Regions from separate parts of the Homo sapiens genome. Here region 2 is linked to region 1. Evidence: chromatin loops called from intact Hi-C (ENCODE). Cell type or tissue: heart left ventricle. All regions are shown on one strand. Each heading gives the region's core, and the rest is flanking DNA. Links, peaks and the distances in the headings are about the cores only. Region 1 holds the start of LINC01990 (long intergenic non-protein coding RNA 1990). Region 2 overlaps BBX (BBX high mobility group box domain containing).

The links. Hi-C counts contacts between places; a loop is a spot of excess contacts. Peaks named below come from ENCODE experiments on the same cell type or tissue, not always from the same donor. Only the 100,000 strongest peaks of a DNase experiment are listed, where the experiment ranks them.
Region 2: it touches region 1 in a loop (3-fold over the local background); 6 of 110 quality-filtered maps call a loop at or near these places.

What each region holds. Positions count from the first base shown.
Region 1 is chr3:107,425,409-107,434,754 of GRCh38, reverse strand. LINC01990 (long intergenic non-protein coding RNA 1990) reads right to left here and starts at 3,825. Exons shown (of 3, transcript NR_110039.1): 1 at 3,797-3,825. RefSeq lists an enhancer at 2,630-2,819 and a silencer at 3,030-3,279. In heart left ventricle, for the core only: a CTCF peak has its summit at 4,659 (motif pointing right); DNase peaks (open chromatin) are centred at 2,964, 3,434, 4,724 and 5,244; H3K4me3 peaks cover 3,609 bases; H3K27ac peaks cover 3,479 bases.
Region 2 is chr3:107,737,217-107,746,562 of GRCh38, reverse strand. It overlaps BBX (BBX high mobility group box domain containing), which reads right to left. Exons shown (of 18, transcript NM_001142568.3): 8 at 1,853-1,933. Among named protein-coding and RNA genes, the nearest start is that of LINC00635, 140 kb to the left of the region's middle. In heart left ventricle, for the core only: a CTCF peak has its summit at 5,079 (motif pointing right); no DNase peak of the experiment used is centred there.

The DNA.
Region 1 (9,346 bases), core at 374-8,373:
AACTGGGACATAGTGTTAGGTCCCCGGATTACAAGGTGTCTGAAAGTCAGGAAACAGTGTGTACTTATATTTAAACATTATTTTAGTTACATTTTCAAATCTGCTTAGTATGTTTTTCCTCATTCTCCAGAAAAGTTTCCAGAAGTTTAAATACCTCTAAATTTAAAGTAATGGGGTAATGTGAAAAAGTATAATAAATACACTATGTTTTCCTCTGTTTTCAGATTTTTTTGACATTCCGTAGTATATGACAAATGGACATATTGCTTTAAACATACTGAAGGTATTATTTGAAAATGTAACATTCTATTTAAAGTAAGTTTAGCCTCTTTCCTAAGTTTTCAGATACACTAAACAAAGTTTACATAGACAGATTCCTCAGGAGCTCTAGTGAGAAGAGAAGGATATGGAAAAACTCCTTATACAGATTAAGGATATGGAAACAACTCATTATACAGATTAAGAGCCATAAAAGAGACTATGTAAGGAACAGAAGAGGTCTGCTGCACAAGCACGAGGTTATTGCTCTGTGGGAGGTAGCAGAGGGTCAGGAAAATTCACATGTGTGGTGCTGTCTGAGCAGAGTTTTGGGAAATGAATGGCATTTTCCAAGAGACAGGTGTGGAAGGAAGGCCAGGCAGAGGATGGGAATAATGCAAGAACACAAAGCAGGGGACAGCACTATATGTGCAGAGGACTACAGCGTGTTTAGTATTGCTTAAAGTTTGATGAGAGGCAGAATTGTGGGTGATGAAAAGTAGTAATATCATGTAATATTTTATCTGCCTTCTTCATAAGTCTAATTTTAATTTTATCCTGTAGAATGGATGGGAGATCAGCAAATGATTTTAGGTAAAGGAAATAATTTGCTCAGAGTTGTTGAGAAAAGGCAGTAGTCTGCATGGTTCTCTCTTTCTTTCTTTCTTTTGAGAGAGGGTCTCTCTGTTGCCCAGGCTGGTACACAGTGGTGCACTATGGCTCACTGCAGCCTTGACCTCCTGGGCTCAAGCAACACTCCCATCTCAGCCTCCTGAATAGCTGCACTACAGGTGCACACCACCACACCTAGGCCGGAGTGCAGTGGCATGACCATGGCTCACTGCAGCCATGAATTTATGGGTTCAAATGATCCTCCCACCTCAGCCTCCTGAGTAGCTAGGACTACAGGATGCACCACCATGCCCATTTTTTTTTCTTTTTGCAGAGATAGGGTGGGGGTGGGGCTGGGGGTTGCGGGGGGGGGAGTGATGGATTGTCTGTGTTGCTCAGGCTGGTCTTGAACTTCTACTATCCTCCTGCCTTGGCCTCCCAAAGTGCTGGGATTACAAGCATGAGCCACCATGCCTGGCCCCCATTTTCCTTTATAATATTAGCGTTCTTACCAGGTAACATGAGCAGAAATGAAATAATCGAGTTTCACACGGTTTCTCTCTCCCTCTGGGAGAGAAACTAGATTAACAGTCAAAAATCCAGAAGGCAAGCAATTTGAAGGGGAAACTAAGGATAATCAAGATTTGACTGTACACTTTTTGTAACTGTTGAATTATTTACCTTCTTTGACTCCTCCTGGACTGAGCCAATGTAGTCTGGATAGTAGAAAGGACCTTAGCCAAGAAACCAGGAACAGCCTCTCTGAATCTCTTTCTGCAATTGTGTGTTTCCAGAAAAATTGCTTCTTTGAGTTTGTTTTCTGATCAGGAAAATGAGGAAGTTTGATTACATCAAGGCTTCTCAAGTTCTAATTCTATCACATTCACCTAAGGTGGTTCCAAAATATACAGATTCCCAGATCTGACTGAAGGACACATTGTAGAGGTTGGGCTGAGGTCTCTGTATCAGACTGGGCGTAAAGTGTAATGTCCTGTCCTGCCACTTATTAACTGGGTGACCTAGAGTAAGTTACTTCATGACTCGTATATTTCTCATAGGTAAAGCAGGGATGATAATATCTCTACTTCATATGTCCCCGGGAGGGTAAAATGATAGAATCCTTTTTAAGTAGCAAGTATATTGCCTGTCACATATTAATCATTCAACAGATGTTATATATTATTTGTATAGCCCACAGTATTCACTGTGTGTGTGTGTGTGTGTGTGCGCGCGCGCGTTTGGTGCAAGGTAGACGATCCATAAGTATCTGCTGCGTAAATAAAAGTTGTTTTTTTTTTTTTAGCAACTTCTTTTGTTCTCAGATCTGAAATGATTAGCCCAGGAATTACTTCCCTAAAAAGGTAAAGCTAGTTTGAGAGAACTGCTTAAATGTGGCGCTCAATCTTTGCTATCTTAGACTGAGAGCCTCATGATAATTAAAAAATAATTTAAAGATGAAAGTCCTACTAGAGTGGGCGAGCTGATTACGAAAAGGAATGAGCCTCAGAGACTGTTAGCCGGATCCAGCCGGCCACTGCGTAATCCACTCCAGTGACTCTCACCTAGGTGCGCATCTCCATTTTATCTCACAAGATGCCGTGAAATTCTCAAAGTCATTGTAACTACAATTGATTTTGAATCACAAAAAAAGCAATATTCCATTTTCCGTGTTGTTGACCAAGCAGAAAACAGAACGTAACTTTTAAAACGCTTGAAAATCAGGGCTATCAAAAATAGAGAACTTCTATTCGCCATGAACTCGCTGATGCAAACAATCAACGCACACTGAACCGTGTGTTTTTCTGGGTGGTGGTGGTCCCTCGCCAAATAGTCAGCGTTTGGTTCTCCGCGTCTGTAGCGAGAGGAGTTACAGTTTGGTACCGGCAGGGAGGAAATCGCCTCGCAATCTCTGGAGGTGGCCTCCTAGAAAGATCGCCGGGAGGGGAGGAGCCCCGATTGTCCTGGAAGAAAAGCATGGCCCCATCCGGGAAGTCACAGCTTGCCGGGAGCCCAGGGCTGGCGGCTCTGGGTCCTGGAGGTGGCAGACGGCGGAGCAGCCGGCCTCGTAGCCCGGGCCTGCGCGCCTGGCAAGGGGCTCAGTGTGTGCGAGTGAAAGACGCACACCGGGCGGACCTGCGTGGGCTTCGGCCTCGCCCCGCCGCGCGCGGGGTTGCGGCTGAACCTGACCAGGGCTCATCCCTGCCCGGCGAGGGTAAGGGCGGCCCGGGATCCGCTGCTGCTCGGATGGGAGCCGCTCGGGGCCGGGATCCCTGGGCCTTGCGGGGGCGCGGCAGCCCCTCCCCCCGGAGCCCGCGCTTCCGCCCGAGCCCCGGCGGCGGCGGCGGTGACCGTGGCCCCGCCGCGCCTTCCGCCTGGGAGCTGCCGCCGCCCGCCCGCGCCCTTGTGCACCGCGCCCACAGGCCGCGGGAACCCAGAGCGCCCGGGCCCAGGGGCCTCTGCCGCGCGACTGAGACGCACTCCGAGCTGGACGTGTGGAAGGTTCGGCCAGCTCGGCGTTTCGCCCCCGCTGGGGATGGGCCACTGGGCACCTGCAGCCACCCAAGAGCGGGGAGTTGGCCGGGCCCTGGCCAGGGGCCGCCGCCACAGCGTACTGGCAGGGAGAACAGAGCTAGCTAAGCCTCCTTCCTCTCCCAGATTCCCAGGGAAACTGGACAGCCCGACGCCCAGAGCGGACGGGCGAGAGCCCCTGAGGTGCCAAGTGGACCCCGGTTCTGCTGCTGCCACTGGCCGATTGGGGACGCCGGCACTTGCGCTGTGGGCGTGTGGTGGGGCATTTCCGTTATCCTCTCGAAGACACCCCGCCACTATTCCTGCTCAAACAAGCACAGTCTGGTGTGCAAGCCGACCGTACCTCCTCCCCTCCCTCCTTTCTTGCACGCACCTTCGTTCGTCTATCTATTCTTACCTTCTTCCCCAGAGCGCCAAGACAAATGTGGACAAGAGTGAAGAAGTTAGGATACTGCCAAGTGTGTGTGTATTGGGGTGGGGGGGTAGTAATAAGCGGGGAGAAAGTGATGAAAATAAAATTAGAAATCCCAGAGTATGTAGCAACACACACACACACACACACACGCACACACACACGTTCCCAGCCTGTTAGCAATCTTGGCTATGTCCAAGTGGAAGCAAATTTTAATGCTCGGTCTCAGAAGAAAATTTCACATATACAGGCTTCAGAGGTAACGGGGTAACCGATAGCTTCCTTTTACTTCTCGGCATTTATTTTTGCTTTTCTGAAGCATAGTCCTATGTTTATTAAAGGGACCACAGGAGTACACGCTGTTTGAAAGCCATTCCTGGACACCACTGAGGCCGGCTTCCCAGGGAGCCTTTGTCGCCTCTGCAGCAGAGGTCACTGGACTCTCCTCAAGGTGTAATGTGAGGGAACAGGTGCCTCGGGGGCTTGGGAAAACACCACGCTGTGCTCTGATGTGTGTCCCCATCCCGGGAGAAGGCAAGTGCTTTGCATAAGGACCAGATGGGTTGCTGAATAGGGAGGTGGAAAACAAATAGACCCTTGGGTGTATCTTGAACCCCTTCAACACCCCCCCTTCCCCACTCCCCGCCTTCACCGAAGCAGTGTCAGAGTCCTCTTCGATCCAGCATGCTCTCCTACAATGGCGAAAAACTGCATTAAAACGAGGCAGTCGGAGCTGACTGCGGAAACCCATGTTCTTAGAGAGTCGTCTGGCTACTGCGTAGTCCTGGAATATTCTTTTTTTCAAAAGGCCTCTTCCAGTTGATTCCAACCGGGTTCGGGTTATTGTTCTCACCACCGATAGGGGGCAGCAGGTGTCCTGCGATGCCCCGGGGATGTGCGCGCAGACTGCCCTGCTGTCCCCGGGAATCCGACTACACTGAACGTTTGGGGCAGAAGCAGGAGCTGCTGCCTCTAAGTCCACCGCAGCAGCTGCCGGGACTTGGGCCTCCCAGCCTGGGCGCCTGGGGGGGGCTTGCCCTGTGCAAAGGGTGGGCGAAACCATCTGTGCACCAAGCCTGCCCCTAAACTTAGCGTACAGCATAGATAAATAAACTCAGTTGTATGCAAATGCTATAATTAAAATATACAGTCATTTGAAAGTACTGTAGGCTCTATTGGAGTTTTTAATTGTTTTTGAGTTTTCTCAATCAGTAGAGAATTTAAAAATACGGCTATCACAGTCTGTTTGGAGGGTGGTGGTCTGTTACGTTGAATTTTAAAAGGGCGTCTGTCCCTAGAAGTTGGGAACTACTGATCCACAGAATCGTTTGATAACCGTGGTAAAGATTCCGAGGCATCTCGGAAGGGAAACTGGGAGGACTGAGCTAGTCCTAGCAGGGTGTGTGTCCGCCCGCGCCGCGAGGCGTGGGCAACACAGCCCCATCCCGGGAGCGCGGAGCTATGGCAGCTGGGATTGGTTCAGATCGAGAGTCCTGAGGGGCTGGGATTTCCTGAAAACCTACTTCACTTGGTAAGCCAGAGCGCTTGAGTTTTCGGAATTCCCGAGGAAAGGTTCTATATATTCTCCAAATCCACATTTTCTCAGATATAAGCACTTTTTCCCTAAATTAAAAATATATTTGGGGTTTGTGGAGCAGTAATTTTTTTGGAAGAAAGAAAAATCCAATGTAAAAATGTAGAGACTAGCTATTATAGTCATCTCTAAATAGATTTTTGAAGTGATAACGGCTAAATTATCCAAATGAAAAAAAATGTGTAATAGTAGTAACAAGGCTGTGCCCCTACTTTATGAATCTCACGCACAATTAAAAACTCTAATCCCTGAAATACCTTTGGAAGGGAGGGAAGGATTACAGACTAATTATAGGATTTATAACACAACACTAAGATGTTTTCATTTTATTACAATAATGAACAAAACATTGATGATATCTACTTTTAATGTAATTCTTCCAACATCATAACAGATTTTAGAAATGCAACCATAACCACTAGAGAAGGGAAGAATTTCAATAGCACACTAAATTGTCAGAAATTTCATTAACATGGAAAGTTCATATCATGATGTCAGAATATAGACTCTCTTCAAATTAATGATGAATACTAATTAAAGTCAGAACATTTGTAGGAAAGTATAAAATCTGTATCTGAGAGGGGAGAGGAGGAATTAGAGGAAGGAAAGGTCAGGGAAGTAATGTGAGTAAATCTGAGGGGGAGGATTTCCATATTGGGTTCATGATACTAAGAGAAACCAGAGGCCCAGCTGCTTCTATGGATAGCCCTACAGCTGTTGAACCGTGGGACAGAGGTCACTATGGCATTTGAGAACACAGATTATTCTTTGTGCCTAAAGATAAACCTGAACAATTTTTAAGTTTGTCAGGGACCAGCACTGTTCACCTTCAAATGTGTTGAAGGACCTGCACACTGAGCATGGGCAAGTTTTAGTCCATGTTTAAAGGAGCAAAACTATACCAAGGACCAATCACAAAAGTGTCTTTTACATTTTTTTGCCACAAATTGGCAAAAATATGAAATAATTTCAATATTGAAAGCAGTCTATGGATTTATAGCACAACTTGGTTTATTTGCTGAATAATAATGTCTATCATTTCCTGTGCCACATACCAGCTAAGCAAGGTAGATATGATTAGCTCTATTTTACATATAAGGAAACTAAGGTTCAGTGAACTTGATCGACGTGCCTACATTTACACAGCTATTAACTGGAAGGCCATTTTCTGATTTTAGAGCCCAGGCTTTTTCATTGTCTCACTGCAAACCCTAAAACTGCATGTATCCGTATAAGGGATTCAAACCTTGGATTCTCAGATATCTGATCACTGAGCAAAAATGGGAAAACTTATTTCTGTCATGATTTGAGTGACCAAAAACCAAAAGCTAAATTCAAACAAAACCAAAACCTACAGGCCACAGAGGATCTCAACCTCGAGTTTCTATATCCCAAGTGCTTTTTGGAAGTAATGATGGGGTGGGGAGGAATCTACAACCTAGTTTAAATTTTCAAAAATCTAAACAGATATTGCGTGATTACTGCAGAAAATTCTATTGTTTTTGCTTTGCCTGGCATTGCATAAAGTCAATCCAAAGTAGGAAAATAAATTTACTGTTAATAAATGTAGTTTGTTTGCTAGACAATATCTTTAATTATATTAGGTCCATGGAAGGGTTGGAAAATGATAATAATAAATGTTAAAAGGGAGGCTTTGGACATGGAAAAGAACCACTGATACTTGGCAAAATCTCGTATATTTATTCTATGTGTTATTAGTTCTGCCACTTAATAGTAGGTCTGTGATTATGAAGGAGTTGTGCTGCATTTAAGGATTTTATATTGCATTTCCACAAATATAAATGTTACCTGAAGAACACTAGTGTAAATTGGCCAACTCTAAATAATCAACACCATTCAGTCTGGGTCATAAAGCGCTGGAGGAGGAAGGGTGTGTTTGGAGATTATGAAATAGCAGGTCCCAGAGAACAGTTTCTCTAACTTCTCCTGATGGCTGCTCTTTCTCTAGTCCAGTGATTCTCAAATATTTTCGTCTTAAAGCCCCACAAAGCTTTTGTTTATGTAAGTTTATGAGGATTGCATCTATTGATACTACTGTATTAGAAATTAAAATTGGAGAAATGTTTAAAATATGTTACTTGAGTTACTTAATTTATAATAATGACAAGGCCATTACGTATTAACGTAAGTAACACATTTTAATAAAATAATAAGTGTTTTCCCAAACAAAAATTTGAGAAAAATGTTATTTTATATTTTGGAAGTCTCTTTAATATCTGGCAGCTGGATTCTCATATTAGCTTCTGCATTTTCATCTACTGTGACATGTTGTGTAGGTTAAGTACATAAGAAAATCTGTCCCCAAAGAGAAGCATCATTGAAGAAAGGAGTGTTTTCAGATAATTGTGGATAGTCTTTAATACTACTACAAAATCCTTCAAATGATAATTTCAAAAAAGTTAATTGCAATGGGGAATTTAAGTGCATATCAATAAACTTTTCATATTCTGTTACATTAAAACCCACTGGTCTATTGCTTGGATGTTTTACGCAAATCATAATACAGTGAGTGATTTGTAACAGCATGTAATGGTCACTGGGAAATTATTCCTTCACTGAATTATGCAGCTCTTCCAAATGTCTATTTCATTGTACAATATCAAAAATATCATATTCATTAGTTGTATTTCATCAGGAAATATTTTACATATTAGGATATGAATTTTCCAATATTTTAATTTTTACTTGTAAGTTCAAATAATTTTATCATTGGTTAAAAAAAATCTTGTCAATTGTTTTCCTAGAAGTGACAGGCTCACTTTGTTTATTTCTGAGAAAAAAAATCTGCCAAATATTCGAGTCTGAATAACCACAATTTGTCTTGTCAGTCAGTTGTTCTTTCAAATAAAAATGCTATTCTATAAAAAAAGTGACTAGTTCAACTTGAAACTCAATTGCACTAGTGCTTCTCCTAGACAGCCCTCGTACATCTGTGTGTAATAGAAGCACTTTACGTATCATTTCTATTTTGTCCCACAAAATATTAAAAAGACATACCCTAGAGGGTCAGGATTTAATAAATTTAGTCAAATACCTTTTTTTTTTACTGCTTTATCCAGTACATTCTTGAGTGAAACTGACTTTTTTTTTTTTTTTGCTACAATTTGATTCCACTTCCTTGCTTTGTGCCAAGACCACCACAGTTTCACCCAGCATCAGTGAAAACACTGGCAAAGTGAAAAAGGCAAATATCACCTTAGTACTTTAAAATAGTTCTAGCCTCACAGAACCCCTGAGTCTCGAGGACCTCCACAGACGCTTTGAGAACCAGTGCTCTAGTCCTACAACAGTTGTTATCTGGGTCACTCACTTGCTACTTGACTACATGCTACCTTATGTTGTTACTTGTCTTCTGCTGCCCACAAATCTAACCTCCCTAATTAGGAACCGTATTATTTATGTATGTATCCTGAGGATGGTTGAAGTGCATGGCAGGCAGTACAACTACAGTTTTTTGATGACTGATTGACTGACACATTGGAATTAGTGGTTCATGTGCACTCTTAGTTTATCGCAGATCACATCCTAGCTGGTTTTGCTTTTTTACTTATGTTACCAAGTGAAGAAATACATTTGGGGGAATATATTTATTCTGAGGAAGGAAAGGGACATTCGTCATGATACGTTATTATTTTTCCAAACAGATATCATCATTGGAAGCCATGTTTGTTTGTGTTCTATTTTAGCTATTCCATTGCTAGTACAGGAAACAACTTTCCATACCAGTGGATGAGAATTTGAGTCCAGTTTGTGATGAATTTAAAATATGACAGTCATGAATGCCACCAGAGGAATGGCTTCTAATAGTAAAGGGCTTGTCCAATTTGTACGGCAAGCTGCAAAACACAGCTGAAATTTGGACAGTTCATTAGTTTCACTCCTTGGGGTCATGCAAGACTTCTTAAATGTGTGAGGAAGTT
Region 2 (9,346 bases), core at 864-8,863, 310 kb before region 1:
TTTCATTCTACTGTGCTTTTTAATCTGATAAGGATTTTTAGAATAAATATCAGTAAGAAGAACAAATATCAACCAAATCCAATTTAACAAACTAGGTAGAAATAAACCATTTTATCCATTGTAAGATCTAACCAAGTGTTCTGAAGACATTCAAGGATAAAATTTTAGAACTTTTCTTGGTCAAACCATGAATCTTATCATTTCAAGTGACCACCATGTGCAAGTATGACAGAATGCAAAAATGAACCCAGAGAAATCTTCCTGTAATCTTAGGAATTATAAACTCAGTACAACTTATTTCAGACATCACTTTTCATCCCTACCAACCCTCTATAAAAGTTAGAAAAAAATAAACAATTTATATAAGGGGAAATACACAAATATTGTAGGTTATACCTAAATACAATATATTCCTTTAAGAATTAAATCAAGCAGTGAACAAAATAGAACCAGTGTTACAATCCATCCAATTTTGTGAAAAGTATCTCAGAAGTTCTAAAAAAAGGGGGAGGGGGATGTTATTATAAATTAAGATAAAGATTTCAATTAATAACATAAATAGGAGCTCCTGGAGATAGAGACCTTTTATATAAAAGCAATAGGATCAGGGATCTCTCTGGATCTTAGATATGCTGTTAGAAGCCACAAAAATGTACACATGCTAACATATCCAAAATTTCCTGTGAAATTTTAGAGGTATCATTAGATCTTTAGAGGTTCAAGGATCATCTCTTAAGCCGTTCTGCTTTCAAAGTTGGGACCAATCTTATTTAACATGTTTATAACTGCTTTTGACAAAAAAGAGTGCAGGCTGAGCATGGTGGCTCATGCCCTGTAATCCAGTACTCTGACGGGCTGAGGTGGGACGATCGCCTGAGATCACTAATTCAAGAACAGCCTGGGCAACATAGTGAGACCCTGTTTAAAAAAAAAAATTAGTTGGGCATGGTGGCATGTGCCTGCAGTCCTAGCTATCAGGAGGCTGAGACAAGCGGATCCCTTGAGCCCAGGAGTTTCAGGTTACAATGAGCTATGATCATGCTGCTGCACTCTAGCCTGGATGACAGATTGAGACTCTCTCTTAAAAAAAAATAAAAAACAAAAAATGTTCCCCCTGTATAAAACTGTAAAACAGTTGGGCAAACACCAGGAAGGATGACAGTGGTGAAGAATGTGTAGTCAAAGACAATTCAAATGATCAAGGAAAGACCAGGTGGCTTAAAGTTTAAGAAAAAAATGTATCAGTGAGGGCTCATATTGAGTTCCAGAGTAAATTAAGATATTCTGAGCAGTCTTAAACTTTAGACTTGATATCAAGGACAATGTGCTTTTATACACCATCTCTTTGAACCAGTGTCAAGAGACCTATTGAGCTGAACAAGTCTGACAAAAGAAGACTTTGAAAACTGCCAACCTCATGCTAAAGTTTCAATTAAGATGAAAGTGCACTAAAAAAAGAAAAGAAAAAGAAATGCATAGATTAGCTGCATAGCCAATAACCATGAGCTGATTTTGTCTTCTGTTTTATCAAATAAACACATCAACAAATGACTAAATTCTAATAGTAATTCAATATATTCTTAACCTTACTATCCATGAGTAAAAATTAGTAATGAGGTTAATAATATTTAGTATGACTTTAATGATAAGCTTCTATAAACGCATAAATGTAGTTATTTCTTAATTAAGAACTCTAGAGACCCAAAATATCTTTTCCAAAATTTGATTCTATTTTCCCACTTATGGTTGAGCTGAGTAGAGTTCTTCATTGCTTTCAGTTACTGTTATCAGCCCCAATTTAAGCCCACTTTACAATTTCCTCATTAGTTAAGTATCAATTGTAATATATTACCTCGGCAAACTGAAACAATGGTGACTTCTGACGTAATTCAGGAGATTCTGAAACATCAGGCCTGCATGTGCCAGAGGATACCTGAAACAAAGAAAGATATCATATTTTCTTTTGTACTATTTACTGTGTTAGGTAAACATTTAATGCTCTATCTTCATTTGCGATCTTTATTATCAACAACAGTTACAGAAACATCACTTTTTAATCAAGTATTTTTCTCAGGATATACATTTCCTCTTTTATCTCAATGCTAACATTGACCCACTTTTGCATTTGCTTTGTGACAACTGCTTTGGTAGTCAACTGTTATTCAAAAGTCATAGGAAGCTTAGAATGTTAGAGAGGGAAGGATTTCATTATTCCTGTGATCTAAACCTCTCACTTTTCAAAGAGGAAGAAACTTTGACACTTCCTCTCCCAATGCTAAAAAATCCCATCTTTATTAAACACTGATCACCACAAGATGTAAATATTTATTTATTGTACATCCTCTCCCAGAGACTTTATTTAATGCATTATCCCCAACACTGCCTGGGCACAATGTAGATACTCAACAAGTATTTGTGGAGTGAACTAATGAAAGCTGACAACAGTTCTCTTAACCCCAATTCAGTGTGATTCCTTCCCACTTTTCCTGAATAATGAAGTTAGAGAGTCTAGGGGGAAAAATAATCTTTCACTTTAAAGAAAAAAATGAAAGTTACAAATACTTTTTAATAACTTGTTTTCTGATTACAAAATAATCCAAGTTCACTGTTAAAAATCTGAAAAAAAAAAAAAAAAAAAAAAAAACCACTAAAACAAAGAAGAAAAATCACCTACAATGTTACCTCCCAAAGATAAGTACTGTTAATACTCTTATATATTCTTCCAGTTGTGTAATTTTTTAACAAAAATAGAATATTCTACCACAGTTACAGAATGTTCTTTTTTAAAAAAACTTTAATATTAATTTTTCTGCATCACTAAGTCTTCTCTAGTGTAATTTTAATAGCTGCATGTGATTATATTTGATGGATAAATCCTATGGAAAGAGCTACTAGTTACCCAGATTATGCTCCTAAAAACAGTTTCTCACTGACCCTCTTAAGACATTGAGGACGTGTTTCTCTAACAATGTCACAGGCCACTGGGCAGGAGCAAACATTTGAAATTTTAATTGTCACCTTTGGATTTTAAAGAGTAATGGTCACCTTCTCCCAGAGATAAGCACATTAGTGAAGGTGCAGAAGCTTTTATTAATTTGCCACCTGTGGTTTGGCTGCAAAGCCTGACTCTCTTATTGTCACTATTTGATATGCTGTGCCAAATGTCCCACCAAGGAGACACAAAATGAATTAAAAAGGCCAACAAATCCTGAAATTCGTAGCCACAAAAAATTGAGAACTCCTTTATTGGTAGGAATACCAGAACAAAATATATCTTTATAATTTAGAGGTATTTTAAAAAAATCAACTTCTCTGCTTTATCAAAAAATATATTTTTGGCTCCTAGATTATTTGGTAAATAATCAAAATTTTACTTACATTCAAGCTTAGGACTTTTTGAAAATTATAAAATGTCTTCATAAAACTTTAATAAAACAGGTGTGCATAAGACAGAAATCTATAAAATATATTTGGAATTAAACGTATTATTATTTAGAGTTGCTCCACTGCATAAAGTCTATATGACATACATGCTTATTTCAGATCCCACAATTCACAAGAAATAGTGACCATTTATGAGGAGGTAAATTACCCTATGGCTTAGAGTTCACATTAACAGCATGAAGAAAATTCAACTTTCTTTTAAGTGTCATTTATAGATTATTTGGCCACGACAACACATCAAGTCAGAAAGTTTAAAAGTTCAATAATACTGTTTGCAAATCTTTAGGATGGATGGTCTTATATAAAACTTCCTATATGAACACATAATTATGAAGGCATCTATAATCCTGTACATGGTTTGTCAATTTTAGCATGCAATCAAATAAGTCTACACATGTTTGTGCTTATCATGCTCCTGACAAAGAGGGGGTGGCACAATGAATATCTATTAACTTAATTCTCTCCATATGTATGTGAATAGGAAGAATCTCAGTGACCTGGCCAGGAGTACAACAAATGCTATCCAATGGCTAAAATAACAGTAATAGAATCACTAATGCTGTGGATTTTACTCTAGTGGACCATGTCCTCTCTTAAAACCTAGTTATTCTTACTTTAAAGCATTACGGATTTAGCATACATCTTCAGTATAGTATAGTGGAAACAGCACAAAATTAGGAGCCAGGAGAATTGGGAGAGTACTAAGCTATGTAGTTAGCTGACTTGGTTAGCTGACCCTCTAGTCCACAAAAGAATAGAGGCAGCGTATCAGAAGGGGCCAAGAGGGCCGACAAAAAAAAAAAAGAAAAAGGAGGGTTGGGAAGGAAAGAAACAATGCCAGCAGCAGGATAAGACAGAAGGAGAAGACAGAAAAGCTGTAAAGAACAGATACAAATGTTTCATAAAGCACTAGAGTCTGTCTAAAACAAATTGAATAGGGAAAACAGCCCCCAAATTTCTCAAGAAGGCATCAGCTCAATGCAATAATTATTTACAACTATAATTCTAAGTTGTCAACGTAAGAAAAATTGTAAAATATATCATTTATTAAGAAGGCAGAAATCTGTGTGATACAGGTTAGACATATTTCTTCTGGGGATCTAAAATCTCAAAATATAAAAATGGTTCAATGACATGGCAAATATAAATATGAAGAATTCATTATTGAGTACTTGATAAGTAAGGCAACCCATAAAATGTATATATCTGTGGATACACTGATCTACACATGAATTTGATAAAGAAATAAGAAATTCTATCTATATAAAAGGGAGAGAATACTTCCCACAAAAGGCTCCCATTTGAGTAATGTCATTATTCAGAAGGTTCTAGATGTTGTGAAATGTTTAAAATATTGTGCCATATCATTGTGATGTCTGCATTTAAAGTACTTCACTTATTTTTATTAGGTGGGCCACACTTTTTATGGATAAACATCAATTCTGTAATATCTATTCCTATGCTAGAGCCAGTTTACTTTCTAAATACAAAATAGTCAAAGATATTTGTTCGTTAATTAAGAGGAAAGAAAAAATATTAAATAAGTAGTGGTTATTTAATAAGGGAGAAAAAAACCCAAGAAGCTGTTTCTAGAAATAGTCTCTGAAATAATCGATAAAGCCACTAGGTGTTGCTATATGCCCAAAAACAAAAATAGCTAACGGGATTTTTGTTAAGTACATATTCATTTGATTTCCCCAAATTCAATCCTCTCTTTGATTTAGTTATAATTCTCAATAACCATGGAAGGGGAGTGATTAGTATAATTAAGAATTACAATAATGCAGTTTTTTTCACAGGAGCAATTCACATAGTGAAATTGAATACATAAAAAAGTGAACTGGCCTCCTGATATAAAACAAGATCAAGCCAGTTACATGCATTGTGAGTAGTGTGGAAAGCTAGGTTGTTATCATGAGCCTGTCCTTACTTTGCAAAACACAGGACCACAACCATGCACTGCCGGCATGAACACACGGTCAACAAAAGGAGTATTGCACTGGTAGTATCTGAGCCATACGTTCCTACCCTTGCTAATTCAAACATTTATTGATTACTCACTCATTCAACAAATATTTAATAGGCACCTATGACATGCCAGACACAAAGACTGCTACTTTCAAGAAGCTTGTATTCTACTTGTATCTAGTATGTGTTAGGGAATAAAATGATGACCAAAGGAAATGTGCCTAAGCCTTAGTTGCTTGCAACTCATATGCAGGGGACAGCAACATCATATACAAAAATGTAAGTGCATAATGGTAGAATATTACAAGGTCTACAGGAGGACGGAGAGGCAGCCTTCACTCTGTGTGGGAACAGGTGGAAGATAGATAACATCTAAGATACACCTTAGGAAAACCAGTTCTCTCACAAGTGTAGAAATGATACGGTAACAGGAGGTGGGAAAGTATGAAGGTAAGAACACAGTGTGTTTGAGAGAGTGACTTTCTCAGTGTGGCTGAAGAATAAGATGCATTGGAGTATAGTGGGAGAATCTGAATTCTACATGAAGAAGTTTGAAAATTGGGCTGGAGGCAGTGAGGAGCCAGCCAAGATTTTCAGTCAGAGAGATGTGTAGTCAGGTAATTCTGTCAGTGGAGTGCAGGGTGACGCTGTCTGGGGATGACTGGAGGCAGGAGGCTAATTAGAAGATTAAGGAAATAAGCCATTTGAGATGTGAGACTCCAACTGAATCAAAGATGGTAACTGCCAGGCTTCAGTAATTGTCTGGAAAGATGTCAGAGCTGAGGGAAAGGGGTCAGAAACACAATGCCTGTGTTTCCAAGGTAAGTTAAAGCTTTCACTGAAAGAGGAAATTTGAGAGATGGAAGGAGGTTTGGAAGGAGGCAGTGAGTGTCTTTTATGAGAAGAGATGGTTTTGGGGTAGAGGATTCCATCTGAGAGTTAAAGGAGAAGCTGGTTACTAACGCACTGCACTCGGCTACCTGACACAAGCGGTGCACTACATCTGAGAAGAGTCCTGGGCCGCCACGGGGGGCATAACCCAACAGCACCACATAGAGTTGAGCTCTCCCACAAGCAGAATACATGTCGAGTCATCTGGCTAAATGGAAGAACACATCCTTGGTTTTACTCAGGGCATCAGGGCTGCTGGAGTATGGATTTTACCCCATGAGTCAAGTTCTCCTAACATTATAATCTGTGTGGCTGAGCACTAGTATGAAAGTCCAGAACAGACTCCAGGCCAGTTGTAAAAATAACTGCAGTAGCAATTGAGATAACTCCGATCACCTTTCTGCCTCAGTTTCCTCATTTGATAAAGTAGGTACAATGCCACTCTGTCTACTTGCCTTCTTCACAGTAAACTGTGAGAATAAAATGCAACAGTGTACATCAATGTGCTCTCCAACAACCACCTAATTGACAATAACCACACCTCTCTTGTGAAGGATGCCTCCTTTATCTTCCTGCTCTCCACCCTTCTCTTTCGAGCCCAGCTCTCTTTCTGCCCACCTTCCACTCTACCTTTGCCTTCATCTCTGAGAGCCCAACGAGCATACTCAATTTCATCAACGCAGCTTAGGGACTTACGGAGGATGTGTGATTTGTCAATCAAGCTGGGTAAAAGGACCCAATTATCTGGGCTTGAGCCCCACAGTGGACAGATGGTAGAGGCTGGGTTCTACCATTGGATTTGGATGGGCAGGTCCAGCCAAAGTGGGCAGTGAAGAGTGACATAAAGGGGGAGCCACCCAAGAAAAGAGGAAGCTCAGAGAGCCCATTTCCTTTTCAGTGTAGAATTTAAATAAAGTAAGCTATAAAACTATGAGAAGGGAATAAAAGTTTTGATGAGGTTCAGGTAGGAACTGGGGCAAGGAGTTTGGAATTCAATGGATTAAAGTATTCTGGAATAGTCAAATTTAGCAGCCTAAAGGAGGCACATATCTAATTAATTCAAATACACCAACAAGCAGGAACATATAAATAGCCTCATTTCATTGATGTTAGAAATTAGAATAAAGAAAGTGAAAAGTTTCCATTTTATTTAAATCTGTATTTGTTTAAAATTGTTAAAAACTCAGCATTTAAGATGTGGACATAATCATTCCTTTATCCAACAAATATTGGTAAAATTCAACCTTTCTGTGTCTCAGATTTTTGCCTATCTCATCATTTAATGAAAAACAATGTGGGTGTAATTCTAGTATTATGAATTCCTCATTCTACGACCTTTGAGAAGTTATTTCACCTCTCTGACCTAGTTTCCTCATTTACAAAATGGGGAAAATAATAAACCAGCCTCAGAGGGTTCTTGAGAGAATGAGATACTCAATGTCAACTGTGAACACAGTGCCTGGCCCCAGAAAGCACTCACAAAATGCCCCTGCTCTGGCAGTGATGAGCTTCAGTAAGGGTGCAGCACAGGACACAGGACACAGGACACAGGAGAAGTGGCCAGAGCTAAGGTTGGATTGTCAGAGGCTGAATCACCAAGGCCCCTGCGTGCTGCAAGAAGACTGAAGCTAGTCCTCCGGCGTTGGAATCCCAGTTCTGCCACTTTGTAGCCTCACCATCGTGGGCTGTTACTTTACCCTTCTCTGCCTCTGTTTCCTCACCTAATGGTAAATATTTACTTATAAGGTAAATAAGACTTAACTCACAAAATTGTTACAAGGATTAAGAGTTAGTCTTACGGAATACACTTAAGAATTGAGCCTTGGAGGCAATGTTCAATACATGTTAGTTGTGATATAATAACAACTATTCTCCAGGCAAGTGGGTAGACCTGCTGCAGTTTAAATCTTGTCATTGTTCTTGATCCCAAGTTTCTTAGTCTTCTAGAGACAATACTTACATATAATACAATAAGAAAATTTTTTAAAATATGACTTTTATTATACAGTTTATAATAAATTATAAAACTAAATATAATCAGTGTTGTAAGGTATGAAACTAACAATATGGGATATAAGAGATTAGAATAAACAGAGAATTGAATATGGCTCAAGAAATCATGAAGGACTTCCTGGAGGAGGTGACAGATTGATATTACAAACTTACAAGGCAAAATATATTTATTACAGGTTCAGTATCCCCAATCCAAAAATCTGAAATGCTCAAAAAAATCTGAAACCTTCTGAGTGCCAACATAATGCTAAAGGGAAATGCTCACTAGAGCATTTCAGATCTCAATTTTTTGGATTTGGGATGCCCAAAAGGTAAGGATCATACAAATAGTTAAAAAAAAAAAAAAAAAAAAAAAAAAAAAACTGGAACTCTGAAGTACTTCTGGTCCCAAGCGTTTTGAATAAGCAATATTTAACCTATATTTTTGGATTTTAAGAAATCTTGATGCATAAGCTGTAAACATTTTAAAATAGGCAGATCATGGTGAACAAACGAAAATCAATGTGATTTCCTTTTAAGCTAGAAGTATCATGTGAAGAATTTGCTATATCTAAAAACTTGAACCTTAAGACAATATCAGCTTCAGGCTGTCTGGTTTGTTCCCTGACATGCCTTACACATACAAGGCATTCAATAAACACTTGTCATGTAATTAAATATAAGAAAAGATGGCACACAGTTCAGCACTGTTCAATTCTCAGAGAACACGACCTTTACAGTCCTTTTATGGAGGTGTGCCATCATCTATTAGCATCTTCTCCACTAATCTGACACTAACTCAGCTACTCTGCTGACTTTGGACTTCCTATACTGATTTTTCCCAGATATTAAAAAATTGTCTCCTTCTTGAGCACCTGATGATAAAGATAGTAAATTACAACGGTAATTTCTGCTAAGTTTTCAATAGACAAGAACTCTCTCTCTCTCTCTCTCTCTCTCTCTGTGTGTATGTATGCATGTTGCTGGTAAAGCGTATCAGCCTGTGGGAGAAATGTCTGATATAATTTAAACTTGCAAGTTGAATATGAAA